Regions from separate parts of the Homo sapiens genome. Here region 1 is linked to region 2. Evidence: chromatin loops called from intact Hi-C (ENCODE). Cell type or tissue: heart left ventricle. All regions are shown on one strand. Each heading gives the region's core, and the rest is flanking DNA. Links, peaks and the distances in the headings are about the cores only. Region 1 has its middle 110 kb from the start of THCAT155. Region 2 overlaps PRMT8 (protein arginine methyltransferase 8).

What was found. A loop is a pair of places that touch in the nucleus more often than their neighbours do. Peaks named below come from ENCODE experiments on the same cell type or tissue, not always from the same donor. Only the 100,000 strongest peaks of a DNase experiment are listed, where the experiment ranks them.
Region 1: it touches region 2 in a loop (2.7-fold over the local background); 16 of 110 quality-filtered maps call a loop at or near these places.

The regions. Positions count from the first base shown.
Region 1 is chr12:3,598,244-3,613,940 of GRCh38, forward strand. No RefSeq gene overlaps it. Among named protein-coding and RNA genes, the nearest start is that of THCAT155, 110 kb to the left of the region's middle. RefSeq lists enhancers at 1,688-2,513, 8,826-9,327, 9,328-9,827. In heart left ventricle, for the core only: no CTCF peak of the experiment used is centred there; DNase peaks (open chromatin) are centred at 6,158 and 7,168; H3K27ac peaks cover 576 bases.
Region 2 is chr12:3,527,058-3,542,754 of GRCh38, forward strand. PRMT8 (protein arginine methyltransferase 8) reads left to right here. Exons shown (of 10, transcript NM_019854.5): 2 at 13,549-13,734. Among named protein-coding and RNA genes, the nearest start is that of THCAT155, 42 kb to the left of the region's middle. In heart left ventricle, for the core only: a CTCF peak has its summit at 7,184; a DNase peak (open chromatin) is centred at 7,247; H3K27ac peaks cover 1,130 bases.

The DNA.
Region 1 (15,697 bases), core at 3,281-11,280, 71 kb after region 2:
TTCTGGGGACCGGCCAGGGGAATGGGGTGGGGACTAGGCTGAGAACCTAATCTTGATGGCAATAACAGCCGCATCAATGCTTAAGACTTGTTTGGCTACATTTATCGGGAAATTACCAACCAAATCCCCACTGTCAGAAATTGCCATTAATATGTCAGAGGCATGCACCACTATGGCATTATGAGTCAGAAGGCAACAGGAGAACAGAACTGTAGGGGTCCTTCTCTGTGCTCAGGGAAGGACTGGGCCTCCCAAGAAAACATCTGTGCAGGAATGAGGAGCAAAACCTAGAGATGTGGAAATAGTGTGTTGCACACACAGCTGTATGGTCTGTATGGTCTGTATAGTGTGTTGCACACACAGCTGTATGCGTGTCACCACGAAACATGGAAGATCTGTTTGGAGGCAGGAGGGAGGTACACTCACTCAGCGCCTGTTACCTGCATGCTGGGCACGGCGCGCAGATGATGCTACTTCTTTTTCAGCATGAGGCCAGGTTCTGGACCCAGTTGGAACCAGGAGTGCTACATGAGTGGTCTCTCCTGACTTCCTCCATGTCATGCATATTTCTTGGGTGCCTCCTGTGTAGCAGACTTCTTGCTAGGTGCTGGGAACGCAGCACTGAACAAAAGAGATGCCAGCCTACTGTCTTGGAATTTACTGGCTGCTGGGGAAGCAGACACTAAACAAGAGGGATAAATATTATGAAAAGGAAGCAGAGGCTGAGGGAGTAAGAGACTGTTATTTAGAGACTGAGAACAAGAGAGCTTCCCTGAAGAGAGGACTTTAAACAGAGCCTTGAAAAACTGGAAGAGGAGGGGAGGGAGAGATGGAGGGAGGATCCGGCAAAAACAGCCAGTGTCAGGGCCCAGCCCGAAGGAGTCCAGAGAGCTTGGCACAGCTGAAAAAGAGGAGCCCGCAGAGGACCAGGGGAGAACCCAGAGAAGGGAGGCCTGAGATACAGTCTGGGTTCCATGGTCAAGGGCCTTGCAAACTATGTCAAGGACACATTTTCCTTAGGCAATGAGAAAACACTGAAGGATTTTAATCAGGAAAGTGACAAGACAAGATTTGCATGCCACACATGCTCACCAGCTAACGAGCTCAATTTGGCAGTTGTTTCCCTTGAAAAATGGTAATACGCTTAACCCACTGCCTACTTCAGAAAATCAACCGCAGAACAGGTCATCCGTAGCAGCGGCAGAACCTCTAGGAACCATGAGTGAAGGATGGGGACTGAGGCTTCTTTTGGTTGCTGTTGTTGACAATGGCTTGAATAGATTGCTGCGTTTTAGGATTGCCTTGTTCACCCGGAGGAAATCTGCAACCGGCCAATTTGTGCAACTCTGAGATCATTTGCATCGTCCTTTCTGGTGTCATGTCATACTGTTCTTCCCAGGAGGACAGCCTCCTCCTGGCTCAGAGTATGTCATCGCCTGGGAGGGGGAAGGCAGTTGGAAGGGTTGGTGCAAGGCTGGATCTGCGTTTGGGGATTGTTCTTGCTGCTTCAAGCGCTGGGCAGCTGTTTCCAGGGGAGCAGAATGCTTGGCATCACTTTCAACTCACGGAACATATTCTTGAAGCACCTTTCAGAGGCTCCGTGGGTTGTAATGGGTTTCTGATATCATGACAACTGCTTTTTGGCCATGGTTGGTTAGCTCCGTTGGATAGAGCATCGAACTTCAAGCCAAAGTCACAGGCTACATAGACACGCAGCTCTGTTTCATGGGCATGGATGATGCCTTGAACTCCAGACAGCCATGGAGATAAACAGGCCTGGGGTTGAGCCTGGCTCCTCCAGTGAGTAGCTGAGACTGGCAGGGAGTTACTGGAATTGTCTGCTTCTGAGTGAATTCTTTCCCTGTTAGATGGGGAGGATAATAACACCTTTCTCCCAGGGTTGTTGCAAGTGTCAAATGACACTGAAGGATTTAAATGAGATCATGTGAGATCACATGGTAATGCACCCCGGGGCACAGGCAGCTGCTTATCAACGGCAGCTCTTTCTCTTCTTGGAACTGAGGGCTCCAGACAAGAACATGCAGATGACTCCGGGCTCTCCCAGGGAGAGAGGGAAAAACAAGTCCAAGTACAGTCTCTCTCCACAATGGGTCAGAGTGCTGGCTTCACGTGGCCAAAGAGAGAAGGCACAGGATCCTGTGTTGCTTGGGAATAATTCCAAAGGTGGCTTCGGAGATACCTAGATTAGAAATGCCAGGGGAATTCAGAGCAGGGCCAGGACTTCCAGGCATCTGAGGTCATTAAACGTGACTCGGGGCCTGAGGCTGCACGTTGCAGAGTGTGGAACGGGCCAGTCGGCAGGAGGTTCCCCATGGTGTCCTAGACTGAGGACCCGGAATGACCTGAGATAAGAATAAGCACAGGACCCTGGAGCCGGAGGAACATATTCAAACCCCGATTCTCCCACTTCTGGCTGCGTAACCTTGAGCAAGTCATTCAGCCTCTCTCTGCCTCAGTTTCCTTTCTTACAAATGATGGTAGTCGTATTATCTACCCGGTGGCATTGTGGTAAGAGTTAAATGAGAAGCATGCCAGGTATGTGATGCATAGGTATAGAATAGCTGCTCCTCCTAGGAATTATGCCAGGCTTTGCACACCTCCGGGACTTGGGCACATCGGCCCTTCTGAGCCCCACAACCTGGCTCCCGTGCTCTCTGGAGGTGAGCAAAGCCCACCGTCTGTGCCCTACCCTCACCATGCTGCATTTCCAGCATCTGTTTTTGTGTCTATCTGTCTCCCCAGCAGACTGTGATCTCCTTGAGGGCAGGCTCTGCATCCCACTTATGCTGCGTGTCAGTGGCAAGTACAAGTCCCTAGCCCATCACAGGTGCTTAGTAAATCTTTGCTAAATGAGCGAATGCTGACTTGATGCCATGGCACCCACGGCAGTCTCCAACCTGCCTGCTGCTCCTAATCTCCGAACCTACTCTCTCCCCCGCCCTGGGCCTCGGTGTTCTCATTTATGGGAGGAAGGTATTCGCCTAGAATTAACTTCAGGTCCTCACCCAGCTTAAAGAAACTGTGATTTTTGTGATTCTACAGCTCTTATTTTGTGACCCTGGGCTCAGAGCTTTCTAAGAAGATCCCGCCCCCAACTGTGTAGTGGAGGAGAGTAGAATGGCTTATTTTTGGTGGAAGTTGGGGGTAGGAGTGAGAAGTAAACGCTCCAGGAGGAAAAGAATTTCCTGCCCGGGCTGCAGAAAGACACCGTGGAGGCTTTGCCAGTGAGTAGCCGGAGGAATGGAGGGTTGAACCACCAAGATGTGAGGTTTCTCAGTTGCTTGACTGCCGTTCATTAGCGTGCGACTACAGAGATGGGCCATTTCTTGGAAAACCATTTTAATAACTGAGAGCAAATGGGATTAAGGATGCTGGCTGGCATCTGGCCAGGACCGCGTGGCTCTCATCCACACGGGGAGTTAATTTGTCTCTGCTAATGTTGCCTATTGATTATCGCTCACAATATTTTCTTTCAGGTGTTTCTCTGCAAAGTGTTTCTATTGAGTGGGCCTCTGGCAATGTGGTTTCTGGGGGCTCTGTGAGGGGAGAAGAGTGGGGAGCAGAGCCGGGTAATGTCTAGGATCAAGGGAGGCCTGGGGAGCGATGGCCAGTCGAGAAGGCAAACCTCGTGCCGCGTCCACACAAAGTGACTATGGTCCTGAATCCGGGGGTCCTGGGGCCAGATAAGCCCTGGCCCTGCCACCCCCAACCGTGACTATAGCCCTGAAGCCGGGGGTCCTGGGGCCAGATAAGCCCTGGCCCTCCCACCCCCAACTTCGCCCTGGTCGCCAGTCTCCCTGGCTCTGTTTCCACAGGGCGTGCTGCGGAAGTGACTTGTGAACTCTACACAGCTGTACACACGTAGCTTTTTATGTTACTCCCTCCCAGTCCACAAGCCACAGCTGGCTTTGAATATTCACATTCATGGAGAAGACTATGACCTGCAGAATTTCAAGTAATGGATAATCCAAAAATGTAATTTGACTTGAAGCTTGTAGTGTGCAATCCCCATGCCCTCACCTCATTCTGAGAAATCCTATTTTGAGAAATCAGAGGCTGTCTGGATTTAAGTTTTAAAAACTCAGTGTTTGAGATTTAATGACTTGAAGTCTGGGATGGGGGAAGTACAATTGGGTAGCCTGGAAGCACGCCGGACTCTGGGAAGACTGAGATTAAAGGTATGGCCTGGCTGGTAGAATAAACACGTAACACATTAGAGCTGAGGTTGTTGCTTATGCGGTTTCTTGCTTTACCTCCATCCTCACGCACCCTGGCCACCCCCACTACTCTGTGCTGGCCTGAGGAAGCTGGCCAGAGGGTGATGCTCGAAGTGCCTCCGGCCTTACCTCCCACCCCATCCTTCTACTCTTTCTTCAGGCACAACTGCAAATCTGCTCCTGTCGCTTTCCTGTTTAAACCCCACCCCCGATCCCCCCACCACCAGTGGCTCTCTGTTACCTACAGGCTGATACTGAAACTCCTGCTTGCCCAGGGTAGGCTGTCTGGCTCTGATCTCCCATCTCCCATTCACTGTCGAAGCCCCAGCTCTGTCCCCCATCCCCGGAGTCCTCATCCTGTGCACCGCCCTGGCCATACAAACCGTGTGTCCCGCATGCCTGGGCCCCGTCAGCTGTCACTCTCCTGCTTCCCTGATTTCCTTCTGTTATTTCCCCCCACCAATCATGAACCCCTTTGTTGGAACTAGCAGTCCCCCCCACCCCCATTCCTCCACCCAGAGGCAACTGGGTGTCCAGTTCTCAATGTCCATAGCACAGAGTGAATATTCCTGATCTAAAATGCTTGCAACCAGAAGCATTTTAGGTTTCGGATTTTTTTTTGGATTTTGGATTTTTTTGGATTTTGGAATATTCGCATACACATAATGAGATATCTTGGGGATGGGACCTAAGTCTAAAAATGAAATTTATTTATGTTTCCTATATACTTTACACACAGAGCCGGAAGGTGATTTTATGTAGATTGATAATTGTGTGCACGAAACAAATTTTTGGCTGTGTTTTGACTGTGGTTCATCACATGAGGTCAGGTGTGGAATTTCCACCTGTGGCGTCATGCCAATGCTCAAAACATTTCAGACTTTGGAGGATTATGGATTTTCCAACTAGGGATGCTCATCCTGTATTCTGCATCATCCCTCTCTCATTGTTTTCTACCTGTTTGCTGATATAGATCTTTCACCAACTTGGAGCTCCTTGATTCTTGATTTCTTTATTTTCATATTCTAAGAGCATAGGGTATGGCATGGTACCTCAGCACGTATTGAAACTTGGGTGGGAAGTATTTCAGGCCATTAACAAAAGGACTAAAGAGGAGAGAGTTAGGGATGAAATCAGAATGGGTAGTGTGCGTGGTTTCATCTGTGTGTGTGTGTGTGTGTGTGTGTGTGTGTTGTACACCCACAGACACAGGATGAGTCAGTGTAGCCCCTGAGCCCACCTCCTTCCTGGGTGTAGACAATCAGCACTGACCGCTGTCCGGGCCACTGAGAGGGTCTGGCAGTACTCGGGAGGCCTCAGCACCCTGTTGGGATCTCTGCTTTACTAATGACCTGCCGTGTGGCACTAAGCAAGTCATCAACATCCTCTTAAAGAATTCAGAGAGCGCAGGCAGTGTGGTCAAAGAGGAAGAGGCATCAAAGAGTGGATCTAAGGTCAAGAAAATGCTTGCAAGCTTCTGAGATTTTTCGCTTTCTATTATTCCATTTCATTACTGTTGGTGCTAATAATAGTAATGTTAAACAATTGAAAAATAAAGATCTTCCAGCTTCTAATTAAATCAGAATTTCCAGCAGCAGTTGCGGGGCGGGGGGGTGCAAGAGTTGATATTACTATTTTTAGGGACAGGATCTTGCTCTGTCACCCAGGCTGGAGTGCAATGGTGCAATCATAGCTTACTGCAGCCTTGAACTCCTGGCCTCAAGTGATCCTCCCACCTGGGCCAGGAATTACAAGTGTGAGCCACTGCACCTGACCTATTTTTAAAAAATAAAATAAACTACCAAAAATAAAGAAAAGCCCCGCAGGTGATTTGAACCTGCATCCACTGTTGAGAACCCGAAGTAGCCCCTTCACCTGGGCTCATGTGGTCTGGGACACAGTGCAGTCCGGCCAGGGCAGTACTGCCAGGTCTGGGGGGCTGATCTCCTGATTCCAGCGACTGCAGTGCTGGCCAGGCAGCCGGCCACCTGCCAGGAGATGGGGCATATGAGAGACCACTTAGCAAGTCTCAAAGGAATGATGCCCAGGGATTAGAGGGGATGTGGCTTAATTTACAGCAGGAGAAGATTGGGTTAGATCAAAGCCCCAGAAGGGTTCCCAGTGAATATCCGTCCTTTGTGATGTGGGGAACCCTGCTGCCATGGAAGCTGTGAGACTCTCACAGATGCCTTACTGGAGTTGTAGGGTTCTGGGTGCAGTGAACCCCCTTCCCAGCACTGAGTGGGAAGAAGTTGCAAGGCTTGTGTGGAGCCAGCTGTGGATAGCAAGGGCAATGGGCCAGGGACCAGCTTGGCTGCTCACTGACCTCAAACCCTGGGCACGTCCCTCCTCCTGCCTGGGCCACAGTCTCCTTCCTGTCTATGATTTGAGGAGGGAGCATAGTGAGCGTAATGAGCCAATTCTCAGCCAGCCTGGGGCTTGTTTGTACACACTAGTCAATGCAGAAGACCCCGTTGGCCGGGGGTGGGGGTGAGGGGAGGATTGGCTAGAGTGAGGGCACCCAGCATTCACCCTGGGGGGTGGAGCAGAGGTTAGGGGTACTTACTGGTCTCTGGCAGAGTTGAGGGAAGCCAGACCCCTGTGCTGCCAGCCACTGCTCAGACTAAAGGCTTCCTGTGCCACCGAGTGGGCTGGAGGGAAGGGGAGAGCAGGGGAGATGGGCCTTATGAATGAAAGTTGCTTTGGGAGGGGGAAGGAGAGAAGGGAAAGGAAGGGGAGAGGGAGCGGGGAGAGCACAGAGGAAGGAAAAATGCAGTTTCATCTGCTTGTTTGTGTTTCTTGTATTTAAGATGCCGACTCCTAGCATATTTTTAAATCCATCAGACATGAAAGGCTGATTTAAATAGACCCGCAGTGTGAAGCTGATGATTTCACTTGCCACAATAGGGAAGCTGGCAGGGCTCTGGCCAGGATCCAGCACCTCCCTCCTCGCCAGGGAAGCTGCCGAGCAAATCGCTCTGGGCTAGATAGACTTCCAAGCCAGGTGCTTTCCCCTCCCTGATGGGGACGTAGAAAGAGGAGGAGGGATGGTGGGGAAGAGGAGGAAGAAGTAGGACAGGGAGGAAAGTGAAGAAGAGACGGGTTAAAGGAGGGAAACTGAACTTGAGAAATGAACTAGCCCCCCGTCCTCCTGGGCCTGGAAATCTTCCTAGCTCAGGTCATCCTGACTCCCTGTACCACCTGTGCTATATCCTCTCACTTCACCCTCAGATCCAGGACTGTGGGGTGTAGATGGGGGCCTTGTAATCCTTTGTACCTAATTTCCCAACTGCATTTCTAAGAGCAGAGCTTCAGAAAGTTCACCCTGTGAGGCAGCCTGTTTCCTTGCTAGACAGCACTGTTGGAGATAAACTCCTCCGTTGGGATAAATTGAAATCCTTTCGCTCTGCCATCACCAGTTCTAATCCGGCCCTCCTGAGTCCCTCAGAATAAGCTTAAAGCCAAAGTCAGCCCTTCATCCCCGAACTGCATACTCAGGTTCCCTCTCCAGCGCCAATCCTTCTATGCTGATTTCTAGTCTTTACCGTAAATTATTACAATGCAAATCTCTGCAAAACCAACATATTTCTGGGTGTTAATTAATGTATCTCCTGCTATAGTCAATGCAACAAAATTCCAGGAACCACACAAGATTTTTGCCACTTGTTTCTGTTGTTGTTGTCATTCAACACACTCTGACGATCTACTCTGGAGCTAGGCGAGGGGCTCCTGTTGGCATACAGGATATGAAGGTCTGTCGACCAGAAGCTTGTCTACAGGGTGCGGGGCCACACTCAACAGAGAAGCATGTTCGTGGGCAGGGGTAGAAGGTCGAGGAGCACTGAGCACCCTCCCACTGCGGAGCTGAGAGTCGGGTGAGGTGGGGTGAGGCCCTCAGGGGAAGGAGGGTGGGAGTTATGGTAGAGGCATTTGTACGGCATGTTAATTTCTGCTTGTGCATTTCTAGCTGTTTCCTCCCCTGAAGCACAGTGAAGCACCAAATCCTGTACGTGAGCTTGTCTTCCTTTCCAGCTCTCTCATCTCTTAATATAACCTGAGACCAACACTGAGCGTCTTACAGCTTCAGTTGCTGGGGATCAAAGAGAATTGAATCCTTCCTTCATTCATGGAACACAAATGTTGTGACAGTGTTTCTTCTTAAAATTTTTTATTGTGGTAAAATATACATACCATAAAATTTACAATTTTAACCATTTAAAAATGTACAATTCAACGTCATTAAGTATATTCCCAATAGTGTGTGCAACCATCACCACCATCCATCTCCAGAACTCTGTCATCATCCCAGTGTGAAAGTGTTTTAGAAACCATATATGTAAAGGCAGGTCAATTAGGAATGTGCTAGCTGAAGTCTTGACCGGACAGCAAATTCATCCATCCACCTACCTACTGTGTTTATGTACCAGGCTTGATAAATACAGAAACAAATGAGACCAGAACTACAAGGTAAGAACCTTGTCGTCTGTGATGCTGGGCCCCCTGTCCTACTTCAAAACAGAGTGGGAAGATAGAAAGGATTCTTAGATGAGTCTCTAATTGAAGGAATTCAAGTTTTACTTATTCTCCTTTCCCAGGGAAATGGGAGGTGCTCTCACCCATGGCCTCAGCCTTTCCAGTTACCAAGAGGTGTGGGATTTTCTCTCTCTTTTGTATATTGTTTTGTTCTGGTCTCTTGCATGGGGAGACAGAGGACGATGTAATAACTATCATTTGTTTAGAGCCTTTCAGCTGACTAAGCTCTTTCCCAGGAGTTCTCTTTTGACCTTCACACGAGCCTGCGAGGGAGTAAGGCAGAGAGCACTATTTTGCAGATTTGAAAGCAGGCTCAGAACATCAAGCAGCTCCAGGTTTTGCCCAGGGCCACACAACTTGTGTGCAGGTCCTTATTCTGAGCAGGCCTTTGGGGCTAGAGGAAGCCGCTGAGAGAGCCACAGCTGGGTAAGGGCAAGGGAGGCTGCTTTCACAACAGGAAGGAGGAGAACAGGGCAGGGAAGCATCTTTTGTGTAGAGGCGTGGAGCCCAAGTCACATTGAGTTGTTGAGCTGCCTGTGGGTAATGGATTGCTACTAGTGGCAGCTGGGGAGGCCGCGGGGTGTTGAGACGGATGCTTTGTTGGGCACCACACTGTCTGAAAGGCAATTGAATCGCAGCAGCTGGAACATGCCAACACTTTGTTTCAAAAGTAAGCAGCAGCAACTCATTGGCATCAGTGAGGCAAATCCTAAGGTCTACCTAGGCCACAGGTTAGGGACCTGGGACTCCAGTGGAGCAGCTCACCAGGGGATGGGCCTTGTTCCTGAGAAAGGATGCTCTGCTCTCACTTGTTCCTACAAGTTGAATGTTATTTGTCAGACACTGGACCAAACATGTGGCCACAGAGATGAATGCTCCTGCCCTCAGGAGCTCAGTCCAGTGCCTCTAAATTATTAGAGCCCTGTGGGCAGTGTGTATGAACAAGCACCATACAGAATGGCGCAATTTGCTTCAGTGCAGAGTGGCCTGGAGAGCCCATGCGCCTGATGTTGGGCCACACCCTGACACTCTGCCCTTGACCTAGTGCAGCACGTGCTCAGTGAATCCCAGTTCCCATCATGTTTCCCAAATTCATTCTGAGCTTCACATGTTTTGATTTCTATTTATAAATGTTTCTTTAAAAATCCCATTCTCTCTGTCTATGGTCTTCAGGCATTTTTGCTTAGCACCGCAGTGTTGTTTATGGGTGGTATTTGTTATAGGTCAGATGGATCCACTCATAATTCATTATGATAGCACAGGCCTCACTGGTCCTAGGAGTCCTGAGTTGCTGGGAGAGGAGTCTCCCGGTGCTACGACAAGAGCCTGCAAGTACCACGTTCAAACCAGAGCCAAAGCCTTGATGAAGTCCCAGCTCTGAGAGGGGGTCAGTTCTTGGACCTGACTCAGCCCTAGCCCCAGAACGATAAATGACACACTTTGCCCAAGCTCCTCAGTTTCTACATTGGTTTCGGGTCCTCTGCCAAGCACCATATGGTTTCCCAATCCCTGTCATTTCTAGCAATGTTCTCCCTAAGTAGGGCACTTTGATTAAATTGGTTCCACTGAATTGTAGAAAAGGTGGAGTTATGATGTTCTTTGTCACTGCTATTGTTAGTAATTAATATGTCTATTAATAGAAACATCAACAGAGTTAGGAAGTGGGGGAGGAGATTTAGAAGGTGGTTGTATCCTGTTAACCCTCTCCCCTGCCAGATAAGAAGGGACAGAATAACCAATAAAGTAAAAATCCCATGGCTTTTGACTAAACTTTGTTGGAATTTGTGCAGCCTCTTTCTGCTCCCCAGAGGAAGGGAGGAGAGGTGGCAGTGCTCCTAGGGCCAGCTCAGAAACCAAGCTCGGGCTTTGATCACAACCAGCAACAACAGGCTACTTAAGTCTTGGGTTTTGTATGCATGTGTACCCATAATTTCATTATTTTGAAGTAATTAAGCTGGCTTTTTTAAAGAAAAGCTTCAGATTTGCCCTGATTTGCAGTCTTCCCCTGCAATCCCTTTTGAGTAAAGCTTTGCAGGATGACTGAATTCTTAGAAGGACAGGGAAGATTGTCTGAGCACGTCTGGCCTCTCTTTACTTCCCCTGAGAGACCGGATAACTCCTTGGGCAGCTCACCTCCTCCAGAAGGGCAATAGAAGCTCAGGAAGAGGGGAGGCGTTCTCAGACCTGAAGGGCCTCCTCCTTCTTAGAATCCAGAAGAAACGAGAGACCTTAGAGAGGAGGGTAGAGGTCAAGCTAAAGAAAAAGGCCAGAGTCCTAGCTGGGTTGTGTGAAGTAGGAGAAAGAAAGCAGAGATCGGCAAGCAGAATTTGGTTTGTGCACAGGACAGGTGGCTACCAATCTTACTCTTTGAGACTTTAAGCTATTTTAAATATGTGTAAAGACCTAAAGTAAATCATGTCTAAAGAACTAAAGGCAAGTGTGAGGATAATGTCTCACCAAATAGAGAATACTGATGAAGACAGAGAAATTATAATAAGGAACCAAATTCTGGAAATGAAAAGTACAATAATGGAAAAGAAAAATTCACTAGACAGGCCCAACAGCATATCTGAACAGGCAGAAGAAAGAACTAGTGAGCCTAAAGATCAGTCAATTGAGATTACCCAATCTGAGGAACATAAAGAAAAAAGAATGAATAATAATAAACAGAGCCTCAGAAACCTGTGAGACACCATCAAGCATGTCAAACGCACATAACGGGAACCCCAGAAGGAAAGGAGAGAAAGAAGTAGAAAGAATATTTGAAGAAATAAGGACCAAAATCTCCCCCAATTTCATGAAAACTATTAATCTGCACATTCAAGAAGCTCAACAATCTCCAAGTGGGATAAACTTAAAAAGATCCATAGCTGCACATGTCAAAATGAAACCATTGAAAAACAAAGACAAAGAATTTTGAAAGCACAAAGAGAGAAACAATTCATCAAATAGAAGGGTTCCTCAATGATACCAACAGCTAATTTTACATCAGAAACCATGAAGGCTGGAAACAGTGGGATGACACAGTCAAAGTTCTTTAAAAAAAAAAAAAAGCTGTCAATCAAAAATTCTATATCTGGCAAAACTATCCTTCAAAAATGAAGGATAAATTAAGACATTTCCAGATAAACTGAGAAACTTTATCTCTAACAAGAGAGTTTGTCTCTAACAAGCCTGCCCTACAAAAAATAGTAAAAGCAATCCTTCAGGCTGAAATGCAAAGGCACAAGATAGTAATGTGGATCAACATGAAGAAATAAAGAGTGCTAGGAAAAGAAATTATGAAGTCAGATATAAAACAATACAAATTTATTTTTTGTTGGTAACTCTTTTTTTCTGATTTAAATAAAATGTGTATGGCAATAATTATAAATGTATGTTGATGGGCACAAAATGTATTAAGATGAAATTTGTGACAATAATAGCATATGGGAGGGGAAAACAGGACCACTTTAGAGCAACATTTTTGTATACTTGAAATTAAGCTGGTATTAACATGAACAGATGGTTATAAATTCAGATATTAATGGTAATCCCCAGGGCAACTACCAAGAGAATAATTCAAAAATATATAGTAAATGAAACAAGAGAATGAAAGAAAATATCTATTTAACATAAAAGAAGGCAGTAATGAAAGAACATGAGATTTAAAAAGACATATGATGTATAGAAAATAAATAGCAAAGTGGCAGACAAATCTTACTTTTTCAATTATATTAAATGCACATAAATTAAACTTTCCAATTAAGAGATTGGAAGAATAGATTTAAAAAACATGATCCAACTATACGCTGTCTCCAAGAGACTCACTTTAGATTTAAAAGTACAACTAGATTGAAATTAAAAGGATGTAAAAGATAAAGATATACAATGCAAACAGCAATAAAAAGAGAGCTGAAGTGGCTACACTAATATCAGACAAAATTGGCACGGTGGCTCACACCTGTAATCCCAGCACTTTGGGAGGCCGAGGCAGGCAGATCACCTGAGGTCAGGAGCTCAAGACCAGCCTGGCCAACATGGTGAAACCCCATCTCTACTAAAAATACAAAAAAATTAGCCAGGCGTGGTGGTGGGTGCCTGTAGTCTCAGCAACTCGGGAGGCTGAGGCAGGAGAATCGCTTGAACCTGGGAGGTGGAGGTTGTGGCGAGCCGAGATCACGCCACTGCACTCCAGCCTGGGCAACAAGAGGGAAATTGCATCTCAAAAAAAATAAAATAAAATAAATCAAGTTTGAGACAAAAATTGTTACCAAAGACAAACAAGGACACTTTATAATGATAAAGGGTCAATCCATCCAGAAGAAATCACTATTATAAATATATTTCAACCTAGCAATAAAGCCCCAAAATACATGAAGCAAACTGAGGTCTTTGAGAATAGAGAAGGCAGCTTTGTCCTAAATATTTGACTGCCATAACCTATTATAGTGGTTAATATCCAATAACTAGGGACTCATTCCTTGGAGTTAAAGGTTTGCCTCCCCTACAGTTCTTCGTTAAAGTATAAATATGTCCCTGGAAGCCACCAATTGTGTTGCAATTCCATTTAGCTGAAGTTGGTTTAAGCTCCGTTGGAGCAGTGACTGCTAGTGACAGAGACAAACGGTTGAGCCATTTTTGATAGATTATATAGGTATGGCCTGGCCTGGGCCCAGGAGGAAAGCAGGGAGAAGAAGCATCTCAGAGTGGGTAGAAGTATTAAGAATAGAGAAAGAGTATAGGATGAGGAGCAGGGAGAAAGCTAAGGTATCACAGGGGCACAAAAAAAGTATCGCAGGGGAACAAAAAAAGTCCCACAGAGAGTGTGGGAAACAAATGCTAGACAAGGAGCAAAGCAACTGGGGCACTGCGTTGTGATGAGGTTCTTGGTTTGGCAACTCAGCACTGAGGGCAGCATCAGCCCCTAGAAGAAGCAAAAGGTATAAGAACAGGGAAGCAGGCAAGAGCCGGGGATGGCAATGAGCACAGGCCATTCATTGGTAAATACCCAGGAGTTGTGACCAGGTCTGAGCTGCCGAGTGATTCCTGGACTACCACAGAGAGGGAGGGAGAGAGGGCTGGGTGCTGAGATCAGGCAACAGGCACTGGAAGGCATAGGCACTGATAGAAAAACCAGGAAACTAGGAAACTCATAGGAACAAAGAACAGCAAGAGGCAAGCCAGATATGAGCTCAGAACTCAGGCAAACGGGCTGGGCAAACAGATGCTCAAATGAGGTTGTGTTTGTGAAAGTGCCCAGTTCTGGGCAGATGCTTAGTAACTGTTAGCTGGTTCTAAATATAAAACTGAAGCAAGGCAAGTGGCCAGGACAGCAACTCAATGTTGACAACAAAAATAGCCCCTACGTATTAACACCTCTTATATTCTGGGCACGTTGCTAGGTACTTTACATACATTACCTCATCTAATACTAAAATGACCCTGTGAGGTACACATCGAAAATTCCAGTCTATAGATGAATGTGGATCCTGGTTAAGTGACTTGCTCAAGGCCATTACAACGATGTGAATGACACAGAGCCAGAAGTTTCCTCTGGCAGCCTCTGGGCCACAGTGACAGCCCAGGGTGGCTCTGATCAACATGGTGGCTTAAAAGGAATGGGAGGAGGGGAGCTGAGAGCTGGGGACAAGGAACTTCTCAGAGTTCCTCTGGAGTCCCAATCCTCCACTTTTTTTAAAGACAGAACCTCACTCTGTCCCTCAGGCTGGAGTGCAGTGGCACCATCATAGCTCACTTTAACCTCAAACTCCTGGGCTCAGGTGATCCTCCTGGCTCAGCCTCCTGAGTAGCTAAAGCTACAGGCTCACGCCACCATGCTCTGCTAATTTTCTATTTATTTATTTATTTATTTATTTATTTATTTATTTATTTATTTATTTATTGTAGTGGTCGGGTCTTGCTGTGTTACTCAGGCTGGTGTCAAACTTCTGGTCTCAAATGATCCTCTGACTCAGCTGGGATTACAGGTGTGAGCCACCACACTCGGCCCCCTCCTCTTTTTAAAAGGGGGGTTGGGGAAGAGAGCATCAGAGGCCTGAAGACCCTCCCTGCTCCTTTCTCTCTCCTTTGAAGAATCGTGGTGATTTATCCCACATGCCAGAAGGCCAGGCACTAGGTCACTAGGGCCACCCTTCCCTGCCTTAAACCTTGCATGGCCTGTTTCTAAATGGAAGAATGCAGTGGAAAGCAGGGGCAAGGAATTAGGAATAAAGACACTTGTGGGGTTAGGGAACCCCAGGAATGGTCTGTTTGCCCCATAAATCCCAATAGCTATATCTGCTTTCTGTCAAAAGCAGAAGAGTGAGCTTACTTCCTCCATGGCCACCATGATCTTCTATCCTTCCTTTCCCTTCCCGCACATGACACACACAACACACACGTGCATGCGCGCACACACACACACACACACACACACACATTGGAGGGCCACCTCTGGGTGACCCATGCATCCCCTCTCCCTGCCTCATCCTATTAGTGGGACCACCACCACTGCTCTTCCCTAGGGGAAGGGAGTTTCCTGTGAATTCTCTTTAACCTTGGACTGGGGTCCAGGGCCAGCCTATGATGGAAAATAAATATGTCATCCTGTGCATCTGAGCAAGAGCTCAAAGCATCGGATACCCCATCCCCTCATTTTACTGATGTGGTGAGGACCAAGGAGGGAGCGGGCTTGCTTAGGATCACGGAGCGCCTTCTGGTACCCAGTCCTCATTTTTGTTCCGCACCCTCCACGGGCTCTCTGGTTCCTGCAAGTGCTCAGTGAAAGACAGAAGTCTGCAAAAAAGAGGTAGGTACTTGCCTGGTGACCCAGAGAGCCTCTGACTGTTTTGGGAGTCTGGAAGGAGGCTATTGGAACGCCTTGAGAACTCTGGCCAGTGGCCTCTCCCCCATCCACGTGGCTGTGTGGGGTTGTCTTCAACTAT
Region 2 (15,697 bases), core at 3,731-11,730:
ATGCTTATCTTCTTTTTCTGCATTTTGGGGGCAATCTATAACTTTTTGTACTTTTACAAAGTGGCCACATTAGGGTTTATGGTATATGTATTGAACTTATCATCATCTACCTTCAAGTAATATTATAGCACCTTATATATAGTAATCCCTCTTAGCTGCAGGAGATATAATCCAAGACCTCTAGTGGATCCCTGAAATCAAAGATAGCACTGAACCATATATGTACTATTTTTTTTAATCTGATAACCAAGACAGTTAAGCTACTAAGTGACTAATGGGCGGGCAGCATATACAGCATGAATATGCTGGACAAAGGGATGATTCATTTCCTCGGTAGGTGGAAAGTGAGATGATGCAAGATTTCATCTTACTACTCAGAATACTGTGTAATTTAAAACTTATGAATTGCCTACTTCCGGAATTTTCCATTTAATATTTTCAGACAATGGTTGATATCTGGTAACTGAAACCATGAAGAGCAAAGCCATAGATAAAGGGAGACTACTGTATAGAAACCTTCAACGATATATCACCATTCCTCCCCTTTTGGCCTTTGTGCTATTGCTGTCATTGATTTTATTCCTATGTATTTATAATTCTTACAAGATTTTTAAAAAATTTAAATAGTTAATGATCTTCTAAAGGGATTTAAATAATAAGAAAAAAAGCCTTTTATATTTACACATAGAGTTACCATTTCCAGAGCACTTCATTCTTGGTGCATACCCAGATTTCCACATGGTATTGTTTTCCTTCTGTAGTATGCGCCTGTGAATGATAAAATCTTTCAGTTTTTGTATGTCTCTAAAAGACTTTACTTTACCGTCATTTCTGAAAGATATTTTCACTGGGTATAGAATTCTAAGTTGACAGTTTTTTCTTTTATCTTTTTGGTCCTCTGAAGATGTTGCTACCTTATCTTCTAGCTTGTGTTGTTTCTTATGGGAAGCTGGCTGTCATTCTTATCTTAGTTCCTTTGTAATATATCTCCCCATCCCCCTCTACCCCTGCCACTTTTAAGATTTTCCATTTATCAGTGGTGTAGAGCAATTTGATTATGTACCTTGGTATAGTTTTTTTACTCCCTCACGATTCTTGTGTTCAGGGTTTGTTGGGGTTTTCAGATCTGTGGGTTTATGATTTTCATCAATTTGGAAGATGAAACTCTAAAGCCGTATTTCTTTAAATATTTTTGTGTCTCCTCTTCCTTCAGGTGCTACAATTACGTTCATATTAGGCTATGTGAAGTTGTCCCACAGCTCAATGATATTCTGTTTAACTTTTGTTCAGTATTTTTTTCTCTGTGGGTTTTTTGGATGATCTTTATTGCCTTGTGTCAAGTTCACTAATATTTTCTTCTGTAATGTCTAATCTGCTATTAACCTCAATCAGTGTATTTCCTTTTTATTTCACATAGTTTTTATCTCTAGAAGTTCAATTTCGGTCGTTTAAATATCTTCCATATCTCTACTTAACATGCTCAATCTTTCCTCCAGCTTCCTGGAGGAAATAGAATACAGTTTAATAAGTACTTTAATGTCTTATATACTAATTTCATCATTTGTATCATTTCTCGGTTCAGTTTTGTATGATTGATTTTTTTTCTTCTTTATAGGTAGTATTTTCTTGCTTCTTTGCAAGCCTAGTAATTTTTGACTAGATGCCAGACATTGTAAATTTTACCTCATTGGGTGATGGATATTTTTAGATATTTTATGCTTCTAAGCTTTGTTTTGAGATGCAGTTAATTTAGTTTAATCCTTTTAGATCTTGCTTTTAAGCTTTGGTGGGATTTGAACTATCTTTGGAGCTAATTTTCCACTATTCAGGGGAACAACAACAAAACACCTCTTCTGAGTATTCATGAATTATGAAGTTTTTACTCTGGCTGGGGAGAGCAAGAACTATTTCTGGCTCTGTGAGCCCCACAGAGAAGTCCCTGTGTCTTTTCAGTAGTTCTTTTCCGAGGCTGTGGTAGTTTTTTCACATCCATGGTTTGATCAGTCTCAGCTGAAGGCTTGCAGGGAACTCTTTACAGATCTCTGAAGGCTCTTCTCTGTATAGTATTTTAATCTACAAGACTCTGCATTGCAAACTTTATCTGTCTTGCTGTCCCCAGATTCCCACCTTCAACTGAGAGAGATTACTGGGTCTGCCTGGGTTCCTGTTCTCTGTATGGTAGGCTGGATAATCCTTCTAGGCAGTAAGCTGGGGTAATCTTAGGGTTTACCTCATTTATTTGTCATCTCTCAGGGATCATGGTTTTCTATTGCCTAATGTTCAATATCTCAAAACCTATTATTTCTTATCTTTTATCTGTTTTTTTAACTCATTGTTGGGTTGCTTGGGAGTGCTTTAAAAAATCCAGTTTCTTGGAATCTGTATTGGCTAATATGAGGCCACCTTTGGAGCAGACCCGCATATTACCCAGTGGCTGACGTTATTCCCTCTCTAGCCAGAATGCCAGTATTTTCAGTGAGTGTGTACATTGGAATTTCTGGTTAAAGAAGTCAGTCACTTCTTCTAAAAATATGAGTGGAAATATAATCATTTGGAGTAGATGGGTTTGCTAGAATTAGGTGGAAGATGTCTAGAAAGAGTCTATGGAAACCAGGTGAGAATCTAGATTAAGTTGGTATGGCTATGATTTTGGCCAGCAACTTGTGATTTTCTTTCTCTCTTATAACATGATTTTGTAGTTCATTTTTCTCCACCTTCAGCTCAATGGCCAGATGATGGAGCCTGAGAATCTATGAGGAGTCAGCTCCTGGATCCTCACCAGTTATGCTCTATGGGCTGAATCAGTCAGTCAGCGTCTCTGAACCATGGCATCATTACCTGCAGAGAGGGCTTGTACTACACGGGTGCAAAGAGATGGTTGGAAAATGTCTAACAAATACACTTAGATCTGTATTTGAAGCCACTTGTAGTGTGTGGAATTATGGATGCTTAATAAATGCATTCTATGTTTGCAAGATATGTTCTTCTCCTAGAAATCTCCTTATCTCCCAGGAGATAAGACACTTCTTGGTAAAGACATTTTGAGTACCACTGAACCCTCCAAAGAGTATTGAGTATTATTGAGATTCTGATGATTATTATTCCCAATTTTGCTTTTCTTCTGCCACCTCTCTGCCCTCTCAAGGGAAGTGAATGCTCTCTGATCACATGGTGGGAAAGGGCCTCCTTCACTCGACTATAATAATAAATTTATGAAGGGCAACATTCACCCAGTTGAAGTGTAAGTGTACCATTATCACATCTTTCTTATCTAGCTTTATACTAAGTATTAAGAGGGAAACACAGACATATAAAATCTGGTTACTAGTCTGAAAGAATTTACTTCTTGTTGTAGAAGTAACACCTACAATTGTGAGATAATCTTCAGGAGACAATTTGCCAGCAAAATAAATAGGAACATAGCCCATAGTTTCAGATAAGCAGATGCCATAGGAGGTCAAAATAGGAGCAGGAGAGACCCAAGCATCAGCGGCTGGAGAAAATGACTGATTTTCAATGATGGCTACCTTCCTAAAGATATCAATCCCATAATGCCCAGAAAGCTCAGAGGACGAAGGGCAGAACCAAAGGCTTGAGAGTGCACAATGTGTAAGGGAGGGGCCAGGGCCAAGCAGCCAGCAGAACAGGGCTCTACGGGCAGCCAAAGCCACTGTGTCCTGTGCCACGAAAGGCCCAGAGAGCATCTAAAGATAGCACCCTGGCACAGAGTCATACGGCGAGAGCGGGAAGCCTGGTACTCCTGTACCACACGCTCGAATTTCCTCTGAATATTTACACGCTCAGCGTCTTCCAGTCATCACCATAGCCCCACAAAAGAGGCGGGACAGAAAATCATTGCCATTTGGAGAAGAGGAAACCGAGGATAGGGAAGGCTCAATGGCCTTTGCACAGTGACATGAACAGGGAAGGAGAGAAGCAAGTCCAGAACCCACCGGTGCTGTTTCTGGCTGTGTGCCTACGAAGCGGGTACAGGGAAAACTCCTCTGAGGACTCCAGCCTGGGGTAAAGAGAGTCATGAACATAGCATAGGTCCCACAGGGATGATTTGACCCAAATCTGGAACTAAAAGTGTAGTCTAACTCCAGGCAAGGTGAGGGTAAGAGAGGACACTGGCTGTGTGTTTCTACACATCTGCCCATAAAAGAGAGTGGAGAGGGAAGCCAGGGCTCCGTAACCCCCTTCAAGTCAAAGGAGGGGAGGAGGCTCCCTTGCCTTGGGGAGGGAAGAGGGAGGAAGAGGAGGGGAATGCATAGGGAAGTCTGCTTTTAAGCCCATTAATGAGGAAGAGCCAAGCATCCAATTAACTTGACATCTCTTGCAGCCAAAATATCTGAGGATATAAGAAGCGAATTTAATATGTGGAGGCTTGGGAGACAAGTGACTAATAGTGGAAAACAGCCCCAGTTTATTTAAAAAATAGGTCAGGCCCAACAAATCCAATAGATTCCCTCTCAGCACTTACGGATCCAGGAGACAGAGGGAGTGCTGTGTGGGTGCAATGCCATTTTGATTTGAAGCAGACATTGTTGTTGTACCACCAAGAGACAGCCAGGGCTGGCAGGAGGCGCCTGTGCACAGCATGCAGCTGCTGAGGGCGGCCTTCGCGTCAAGCGTCTCAGTGACCCTGGTCAGGACAGCGAGTCCCTACCAGTGACCGGCCCAAGGTCACGAAGCCTGAAGGTGGCGGCGCCCACACCCAATCCCAGCCCCTCTACTCTCAGAGCTAAAGTGCTCTCTGTGGCCTTGGGTGCCTCTCTTCCAGATGTCCTTGGCCCGGCTCTGGGAATCTTGGTTGGCTCTGAGATGGCAGCACCAGGCTGCCATCTGAGAGCTATGGCAGAGCTCAGGGCTTCAGCGAGGAAGAGAGAAGGCCTGAAGCTGTCCTCGGCACTGTCAGGACAGGGTTCCTAGGCACCAGCTGGAGAGCCTGTTAACATGCCCAGTGTTGGGTCTCAGTCCCACCCTGATTTCATTGGTCTGCGGTGGGCTGGAGATCCACCAGCGACGGCCGACATGGATTATAAAACAGAAACACTGTTTGAAGTCGGAGCCCAGGTTGTTTCTTTCAGAACGTTAATTTCTAGAGATGTTTATAGATCTCAGGAAAAAGTGTGTCACAGCCATAAATGTGATAGTAGTAGATGCCCTAATTCCTCTTAGAAATTTATATTATATAATATTTATATAATATATTTAATACATATACTATAATAAAATCATTTATTTTAGCATTTTAAAGGCTTAAAAGTATTGCAATTAAGAATTCTCTTTATGTAATCCCAGCGCTTTGGGAGGCCGAGGCAGGTGGATCACCTGAGGTCAGGAGTTCGAGACCAGCCTGGCCAACATGGTGAAACCCCGTCTCTACTAAAAATACAAAAAAATTAGCCTGGCATGGTGGCGGGTGCCTGTAGTCCCAGCTACTTGGGAGGCTAAGGCAGGAGACTGGCATGAACCCGGGAGGCAGAGCTTGCAGTGAGCTGAGATCACGCCACTGCACTCCAGCCTGGGCGACAGAGTAAGACTCCGTCTCAAAAAAAAAAAAAAAAAAAAAAAAAAAAAAGAGCTCTCTCTTTAGCTTATCTGCCCAAACCTACTTGCCATGGAACCTTTTTCTAGGAGTACCAATTATACAGTATACAATGTGGGAAAATGTTACTCTAGACCAGTGGTTTTCAAACTTTATGGTGTATCAGAATCACCTGCTGGGACCCGTCCCAAAATTTCTGATTCATTGGTTTCTGTCCTTCAAGGCCTGGGAATCTGCATTTCTTACCAGTCCCCAGGTGATGCTGGTGGTCTGGAGACCACACTTCAAGAACCACTGCCGTAGACCCCTCTGCAAGCCCTGGCTCAGCCGAGGGTCCTGGGAGGCCTCCCAGAGTGGGAGGGTGGAGACTGAGAGCAGTGGGCAGCAGGAGCTAAGAGAAGGGGTTTCCAGGAAACACAGCCTTGAGAAGGCTTGACTCTAAGGTAAGAAAACCCTATGTAGGGATGGGCTCTGCCAAGATCCCAGAGTTAGAGTCAGAGATTCTATAAAACAGGGGGTTCCAAATGGGGGACAGCCGACCCTCTGTGACAGGCATCAGTGGCTTGCCCCCAACATCCAGGCCTGGAAAAGGCAGATCTGGAGAGCGTCTGTGCCTACGAAGCCAAGTCTTGTGAAGGGCATGAGGCAGACGACTGAAGAATAAACCAGAGCAAGCTGGGGAGCCCGGGAGGCCACATGCAGAAGACAACACCGTCTCGCAGGACTGGCAACACCTAGATCAAGCTTGTCCAACCTGCAGCCTGCACACCGCCCAGGATGGCTTTGAATGTGGCCCAACACAAATCCACAGACTTTCTTAAAATACTATGAGATTTTGTTTGGATTTTTATTTTTTAGCTCATCAGCAATCGTTAGTGTATTTTATGGGTGGCCCAAGACCATTCTTCTTCTTCTAATGTGGCCCAGGGAAGCCTGGACAACCCTGACCCTCCTCCCCTTTGCCCCCAGACTCTGGGCTTCCAGCCCCGAGGGTAAGAAGCAGCAAGCTAGAGCTACCTACCCTAGCACAGTACACCCCTCTGAGGGGGCTGACTTCATCTGCCAGCCCCGATGATAAGACAGGGGTGCAGGAGAGTAGAGAGAGGGTGCATGTAGGGCTGTCTTGGCCAAAGGCAGGCAATAAAGCTGTACTTTTGCTTTCTTAGGTGATAGGAGAGGTCCCAATGCCCAGCAGAGCCCTTGCTTGTCTTGCTGCTGCCTGACATTTCACATAAGAATGTTCTTTTTTTCTGCAAACCTCTGGTCCCTATCTAAAGGCAGGCAGATGGTTCTGGAAGAGCTAACCCTTTGTGTAATTATGCAGAACGGGAGCCACAGCTTAGATCACAGCCTGGTGAGTAAACACAGGTTGAAGAGAGGTGTGGTGAGTGTCTAAGGGCGACACTGGGCAGAGGGGCTGGCACGAAGGTGGGCAAGGAGGGAAGAAGGTGAAGGCGGTGGGCAAAAGAGTGGGGTGAGGCCCAGGCTGGAAGCCTCCTGCCACCCCTACTCTGTCCCCTCCCACTGCGATCCTCTTTCTTCCCTCCGTGGGCCCTCCAGGCCAGGCAGGCGGCTGCTGAGGACAGACGACTCAGGTTAGAAAAAGCTCTCTTGACATTTGGAGAACAGAGCAGGATTTGGCTCCTCTAGTGGAGCCTCTTGTTCTCAGGGAAATCATTTTAAAGCTTGGGCTGGTGCCAGCAGGAGCCATTTATAGCCCAAAGGGCTTAGGTTCACTTTGGCTGCCTGGTGCAGAGAGTGCTGGCTTCCCTCTCCCCTCTGCAGGCTGCCTTCCCCCTTCAGATGTCCAGCACCTTCACTCTCCTTCCTTAAAGCTTCTTTTTCCTCTCCTCTACCACCTCTTTCCTATTCTCTTGGAGGTTCCAGTTCCAGATCCACCTCCGGACCTAGATTCCCCTAGGTGAGCCTAAACAAATTCCTTTCCTTCTGTGGGCCTCAGTCTCTCCATCTGCACCCTGACACCTATTGTCTGCTCTCTTTAAACTCTGTCACCTTGGAGAGGTGCCTGCCTGTGCCTACCTCCACTGAAGCGCTCTCCTCTGTCTAGTTATTGCCTGTTGACTCTCTTTCTGCCCTCAACACTGGGCTTCCTGCCTGGGCCAGCTGTGTTACCCTTTTCTGAGCACAGGGCCTGGCTCCTGGCAGTAGCTCAGTTAAGCTTGGTTGGGCCGAACTGAGCTAACCATGGCATCAGTTTCAAGAGCACAGGTTTTGGCATAAAACAGATACTGGTTGACATCTTGGCTGTGCTGCTTGCTATCTCTGGGCCCTGGCAAATGACTGGACTTTGTGAGCTTTAGTTTCCTCATCTGTAAATGTCAGTTACTATGAGGATTTCACGAGATGGTGTCTATCTATAAAGTGCTTGGCGCAGCGCCTGGGGCGCAGTGGGCCCTTAGTCAATGTTAGGTCTCATCACCATCATCATCCTCTGCCATCTACCTGCATTTTCAAGGGATGTGGGTTAGGTCAAACATGCTCCCCCAAATCCCCACCCCTGCTTGTGGAAATCCGACCCACCCTTCAAGGACGAGCTCACAAGCTCACATGCCCCTTCTTCAGGAAGCCAGCTTCCTCCTGTCTCCAGCTCTGCTGCGTCCATAACCTTTCATCTCTGCATTTAGTGGGCCCGAGGCCTGTTCACCCCAGTAGAGTGGGTAGACTAAGACAATCGCACTTTATTTATTAGGGAGAAAAACTGTGCTGAAGCTGCCCTGGGTAAGGCCAGTCTGGGGGCGGAACACTGTGTTGGGGGAGTCCTGATCAGCCGCTGGCGTGGTGAGTCGAAGGCAAATCACAAGTATTGACAGTGGAGGGTGATTCTCACCATATCAGGGAGGCAGACAACATCGGGAGACCTCCAGCAAGTAACAGGGCCCTGGGCCTGGGCCTTTGGACGGAGGTGGGGAAAGAGCAAGGCAGGGTGCTTTCTCTGCCCTGGGGCCCAAGAACCCAACAGGACAAGGCTGGAGGCGATGGTGCAGAAACAGGTACCAGAACCGACTCCAGGGCAGAGCAGGCAGGGCCAGACCTCCAGGGTGATGTGGGCACAGGAACCCTGGAAGGGACTGGGGGCACTGGAATGTCCAGTGGGGAGGGACTTGGGCACAGGGAGCAAATTGGAGGTGAGAAAGCTGCAGCCATGAGCAGACCAAGACGCTGATGTTGAGAGTCCAGCTGCCCATCCGAGTGTGATTCCAAATCCTTTTGCTGACTTCTCAGACTATGTATACAAGATTGGAGTTTGAAAGTCACCTTCACTCAGAGACTCTGCTTGCCTGGTGTGGCTTAGGGAGGAGTTGAGCCTTCTGACTTTACAGAGGAGACCACTGTCATCCCCCAAGACCTATCCCCTGTGCTCCTCAAGTCTCAAGAGCCTTCAGTTGTGGCTGAACAATCATGTATATCTCTTGGAGATGCATCTGGATTCCTATAAGTGTTCCAATTTGCCTGCATAGGATCCATAGAATACCCATATGTCTCTTGTTTCTTTCACAGGGCTGGCACAGTGCCTTGCTGTTGTAGAAGTTCAGCAGGTAGTTGTAGAATTTAAAAGCATCACCCCATGTAGCTGAATGTTCAGGGATCACAGGCCACGGCTGCTTCCCACCCACTCCCAGCCTTCAGGGAGAGGGTATGCCTGTCAGCCAATGGGCAGAGTGCCAGGCTGCAGACCAGGGTCTGGGCCAGTCATTTATTTGTCCCCATGACCTGTGGCTATTGAAATGAATGCCCCCAAATCCATGCATCCTTTTGCCTCCTGCATGGCACACGGCAGACACTTCATAAGCTGGCTGTTGGGGAGAGTCTCAGGGAGCCCCATGGAAAAGAGAACCTTGGAATCAGAGTTGAATGACAGCTTATGGGTGCTGGAGGCCCCTGTGACCTTGACCGTGCACAATGCCCAGGCCAGCTAGGACTTTTTCCTCTCCTTAATATATTTAAATGGAGTCAATACTGGGGTCAGCTTCATGCACACAGCCTTCTTCAGCCCTAGAGGTGAGGTGATCTGCACAGCTTCCTGAGCAGGGTCCTCCCTGGTGGCTGAGGTGTGGAGGGCCCCAGCCAGGCTGGATGGAGGTTGACTTTGTTTCGGAGCCCTTGCTTGGACACCGGAGTGCAATGCTCGGGCCACACATCCTTGGAGGAAGGGCAGCCTGGAAGTGGTGGAACAATCTGTCATGATCATATTTTTGTGTAATCAAACACTCTTCCCATAATACCTTTAATGGCCGCATAGTGTTCTATTGTGTGGCTACACCACAGTTTAATGTCTCACTTTGTGGAACATTTCAGTTGACTCCTACCTTTTGTCACTAAGGACAGCATTGTCATGAAATTCTCAACAGCTACATCATTATGATGATCCATGATTCTCTTCTTATGGTAAAGTCCACAGAACTTCAATTGCTGGGTTAACGGATTTGTGCTCTTTAACACTTCAAGTACATTTTACCAAACGGCCTTTCTAAAAGTCTTGACCTATTTTCATTCCCACTAGAAATGTGTGAAAGGACCTATCTCTCTGCAACTCTTACATATGCAGAGCTGTGGTTGTTTTGGTGGGAGAAGAGCTTATCTGGTATTTAAAAGCTGTAAGTTTTCTATTTGAATTTGAATTTACCTGATTTCTAATGAGGTTAAACATTTTTGTTGCACATCAACCTGCCATTTGTATTTCACATGTACTTGCCTCATGTGGACAGATTATCCAATCCTTTCCCCAATATTACATTGTGGGTGTTCATCTATTTTTGTATTGGCTTGTAAGAGCTCTCTACGTATTAAGGGCATTAACCTTTGTCTGCCACATATGTTAAAACGTACTTCTCGGTTTATCATTTGCCTTTTAATTTTGTTTATGATATTTATTGTCTGGAACTGCATTAATGTCTTCTTGCTAGACATCTTCTCTTATATGACTCAATGACATTTCAAACTCTGCATATCCAAATTGAAATTCATTATTTCCCCCCACCCCAACCTGCTCTGCCTGCTGACTGGCTTATTTTTGTTAATGTCACCACCATTTCCCTAGTCACCCAGGCTTGAAATGTTGAAGTCATCTTTGATTCCAGCTCCTCTCTCTTCCCCTACATTTTGTCAGTTGCCAAAGCCTGTAGAGTCTATTTCTGCACTTTCTCTGGCAGGCAGCCCCTCGGACACCCCAGTAGTTCAGGCTCTCATTATTTCTTGACTGGACTTTGAACATAGCCTCCAAAGTTCATACTTTGCCTCTCTTCCATTCCCTTCTTTTCCTTGGCCCCTCCTGTGTGCTGCTACCACATCTATCTTCCTAAAGAGGAGCCCAAACACAGAAGTCACTGCTTCCCTGGTTACAAACCGGCAATAGCTCCCCGTTGTCTTTTGTATTTAATTACGACCTCTTAGCCTGGCCATAATTTCCTTTCAACTGAATCTCTCACTGTCTCAGCCAAGCTGCTCCCAAACAAACTCACTGCTCTCCCGCCTTTTGGTTGCTCAAGCCGTCTCTTCCTCCACCTGCCAAAATCCGTTCAAAAAGCTCCCACCTCACCCCACCTCCTGCTATCCCAGGGCTTCCTGACTCTCTGCATTAAAGTGAATTCTCTTTCCTGTGAACCTCCAGAACAATTTGCTTGAACTTCTCTTGTAGAACAAACCTTATTCCAGCATCTATCAGAGACAATAAGGGTCTTAGAATCTAGAAAACAGGGTCCTGGGAGGGCACAGTTCCCACACGTCTATTTCTTCCACAGGACCTGCACGCTGCCTTGCTGTTGGAGATCTGTGCAGTAGGCAGTTGTGGAATTAAAAGCAACACCCCATGTCGCTGAATGTTCAGGGATCACAGGCCACTGCCGTTTCCCACCCACTCCCAGCCTCCGGGGAGTCTTAGCCTGTGGAGTCCCAGGAAGCACATGGAAAAGAGAGCCTTGGAACCAGAGTGGAGTGACAGCTAAGGGGTGCTGGAGGCCCCTGTGACCTTGACCATGCACAATGCCCAGACCAGCTCCGACTTTTTCCTCTCCTTCACATATTTAAATGGAGTCGATATTGGGGTCAGCTTCATGCACGGAGCCTTCTTCAGCTTTAGAGGTGATTCTGCAGCCTGCACAGGAGTGTGCACTTGACACAGTCTATTTTTAGCCTCCCAGAGACCGTGACCAACATCCCAAGCTGAGAGTGGGCACACCTGCTGCATTCTAATGAGGCAGCCCCACTCGCCTTTGCCAGCCCGCCCGGGATCTCACCGACGTGAAATCTGATGTTGCTAAACTGGGAAGTCTGCTTATTTCCCAAGGGCGGTAGCCTAGGTACACTGGGAAGATGGGACCATCCCACTGCCCCCAGCTCACTCCCCTGCAGCCCTGGACACAGAACAGTCTTGGGACTGCGCGGAGTGATTCCACGGAGGGGTTGAAATAACTTGGCTTTCTTGATCTTGCTGTGTCCTAGGATTCCCCTGTTTCTCTTGCTAGAAAGGAGACAGTAAGTCTGAGCTGACCCAGCTCACAGACAAGAAAATCGAGACATAGAACAAGGACATGATGTATGTAATAATCATAAGCACTTACTATGTGCCAGCCTGTTCTAAAGTCTTTCCATATATCAACTCCTCCAAACTTTTGGACAAATTTTTCAGGTAGGTTTTATTATGATTTGTGTTCTATAGAGGAGGAAAAGCTGAGGCACAGTGATGACAAATTATTTCCCAAGGTCACACAGCCAACAAGCGCTGGGTTTCAGAGTCAGGCACTGTGGCTCCAGGGTTTGTACTTTCAGCCAGTTCGCTATCTGCCTCCTAGTATCTATTTTTAATTTTACTAGAGCCAGGATAGGACCCAGGAGCCTGGATTCCCAGCCCTAGAGGACTGACTACTAGATAATACTCCTTTTTTTATTTTTCTAGTTCAGCCCTGCTTTGAGGCCTTTACTGTGCCTTGTACATCTGGGTCTCCTGCACTCCAGGCAGAGGAGGTCTCCTGGCATAACTGCTTCTGTTGCAGTGTTTGAGCTTCTGGGCTCCAATTGCTGTCTCTGGGCTCCAGAAGCTCTGTGGACCCCCATCTCCTTCTCCCTGCTCCGCCTAGCCTGTGGAGGACCAGGGAGCAGACAGTGATGGGCAGCAGCAGTGGGTGTAGAGCTGGGCTGGGCCTCAGGATTGGGGCACCCAGAAATAGCAATAATTGGTTGTGTGGAGGCCATCAGTGTGGGTATCCACAGTGCTGAATTCAGGGTAGAACTGTGAATCAGAAACTAGGGGGCAAGACAACAGGTAGGAGACACCAGAACCTAAGACATCTGCATTTTGGGGGCCGTATCCTCTTCTAGCTTGATGCTGCCTGTTGAGTGGAGAGAAGCCCATGGGTTCACGTTCCTGAGGATGCAGGTGGGACTTCGTTTCCTCTAACAAACTCTTACTATATGCCTGGCCCTTTTCTAAGCACTTTGAAATACAAACTTGTCTAATCCTCAGGACAACTCTAGGAGGCAGGGACCATTTTATTCCCATTTTAGAGAAAAGGAAACTGAGGCACTGAGAAGTTCATAAGTTTGCCCAAAGTTGTATAGCTGGGAAATGGCAGAGCTGGGATTCAGCTCCGGAATCTACACTCTCAGGCACCATGCTGTGCTATGCATCTTTCCCTTTATTGAATGTTTCCTATTTGCCTTCAAAGGAAGATACTATTTTCCCCATTTCACAGATACAGAAACTGAGGCCTGCATTGCTCAGGTCACCTAGCTAATAAGAGCTGAAGGTGGGTGAAATCTAGGTGTGTGTGGCTCCTCGGTGGACTGCCATCTCTGGACAGATCACAGCCATGAGCCCAACTGCTGGGAGCTGGAAGGGCTCACCTACCTCCCTTTCAGGAAGGGCTGCTGTGGCTGCTTGAGGCCGGGCTCAGGGAGGGGGAAGGAAAGAGGACCGCAAGCCTCCGAGGGCGGGACCCCGTTGTCTCTCCTAACACCCGACCCCCTTCTCTTCCCCTCAGGTGAACAGCCCCCCCTCCCAGCCCCCCCAGCCCGTCGTCCCTGCTAAGCCCGTGCAATGCGTCCATCATGTGTCCACTCAACCCAGCTGCCCAGGACGGGGCAAGATGTCCAAGCTGCTGAACCCAGAGGAGATGACCTCGAGAGATTATTACTTCGACTCCTATGCCCACTTTGGGATCCACGAGGTAAAGTGTCCCGAGTGGGTGGCTAATGGGGCGAGGCTGACTCTGCTGTTCTGTTGTTTTCAGAGGCAGCATAGTGTGTTCAACTCCTTACCATGGTAAAGGGAGTGCTCCCAGTGTTCCTGAGTCCTCTGACCCTTTCTCCAATCCGGGGGGCCCCTCTGGGAGGGGGCCAGGCCAGGCCTGGAGCAGGGGAGCAGGTGAAAGTGTGTGTCTGTATACTCCACAGCCAGAGAGAGCACACAAGGTGCTTACGGTCCATTTGTTTTACATTCCAGCTCCCGTGTCTCTCCCCAGCCATAAACCCAGCTCATCCATTGTGGGCTGGATAGCGCTGGTCTTTGGACCAGGAGCTCAAATGCTGCAGTCAGAGTCCTGAGGCAGCAAGGACCTTTCAGAGGTCATGATGTGCATTCTTTTGACCAATGAGCACCTCCGGGGGAAGAGCTGCAGGAAGCTTTCTTGGGAGCTTGGCCCAGGTCTGACACCCTGATTGATTGTCTGGAAATTCTTATGTCTAAATGCCAGTTTACCCCATAGCAGGGAAGACTAATGTTGACTATGGAACAGAACAGAACCTCCTAACAAGAGGCATCCTGGCCATAGTGGGGGCCTAATGGTGCCCCTACTGTATATCTTTCATTATAATCTCCAGCACTCTCTCCAGCCACCCCAAATAAACAAGTAGGATTTACTGAGTGCTTGCTAAGTGACAGGCACAGTTCTAAGCACATTATACGTATCATTTCATTTAAACTCTATGAAGAAAATATGTCCGTGATCCTCTTACAGCATAAGAAAAAATTGAAAAAGGAACAAAAGTTTGCTTGCTGTGCAAATCGGTTTTCAAAACAAGTCTTGAAGATCTTCCTTCCACGTACTCACTGCTGTAAACTCTTCCTATGTGGAAATGATGACCCTGCCATTGCCGGAAGGGTGTTTAGTAATAATAGCCAGCTCTTTTGTTTGTTTGTTTCGTTTTAGTGCTTACTACGTGCTGGTGTTGTTCCAAGCATTTTATATTATTGGTTCATTTATTCTTCAGGTCAATCCTGCAAGGTTGGTGTTATTGCTTGTCCCCATTCTCCAGATGATTTAGGCCCTTAAGAATCAAATCAACCCTCATTCATCCTTGACGGTTTTTTTGTGTGCGTGTGTGCGTGTGTGAAAGGCCACAAGCTAGTAGATGGCACAGCTAGCAATCAAACCTTCACCTTTTGTTCCTAACCATCATGCCATACAGCCCTTAAAACAAGTTTCCTTTCTTTCCATCTGGAAACTGTAAAAATTAAATTGCCATATTTGTTCCTGCTGGTTCTTCTGCAGCCCTACATGGAGGTAGAGGGTGGAAGGAGGCCCCCCAGTTACTTCTAGACTCAGGGGCTCAGCCTCATTTAATCCAGGGAGGCTCAAGGTTTGGGTCCCTGAGAACTGTTCACCATGTAAAACCATTAAGCCTGGACCTGCAGGGGAGGAGGACTGGGGCCTGTGTTCGGTCCAGAAGGTCCTGGCCCAGGAGGGCCTGGACAGCTGAGCCTGCAGCTTCTGGGAGATAAAATGCCATCTCAGGGCAGATGGATGAACTCTTACCCCTTCCTTGACCCTGCTCTCCACTGGGCTAGGGATTCCTGGAGCCCCATCCTTGGCCTGTGAGAGGCTCTTGGGGGCAAAAGAGACTCTGCGAAGGCCCCTTCCTCAAGACCTTGTCCCTAATTAAAAGTCATGTTCTCCATGTGACAAGTTCTAACAGGCCTGTGGCTCTGGGTACCCATTTCAGGACAGATTCTTGGGAAAAGAGAGCAGTTCCAGGGACCCCAAAATGTCTCCTCTTGGGCCTGCCCAGAACTCCCCCATTAGAAACCAAACAACCATGAGGTGCACCTCAAGCTGGGTCTGCAGTCTCCCCTCCCCACTCGGAGCCTCCGTGATCGGCTTCTTGGACACCTCCCTCTGAGTTGCTAGGTTC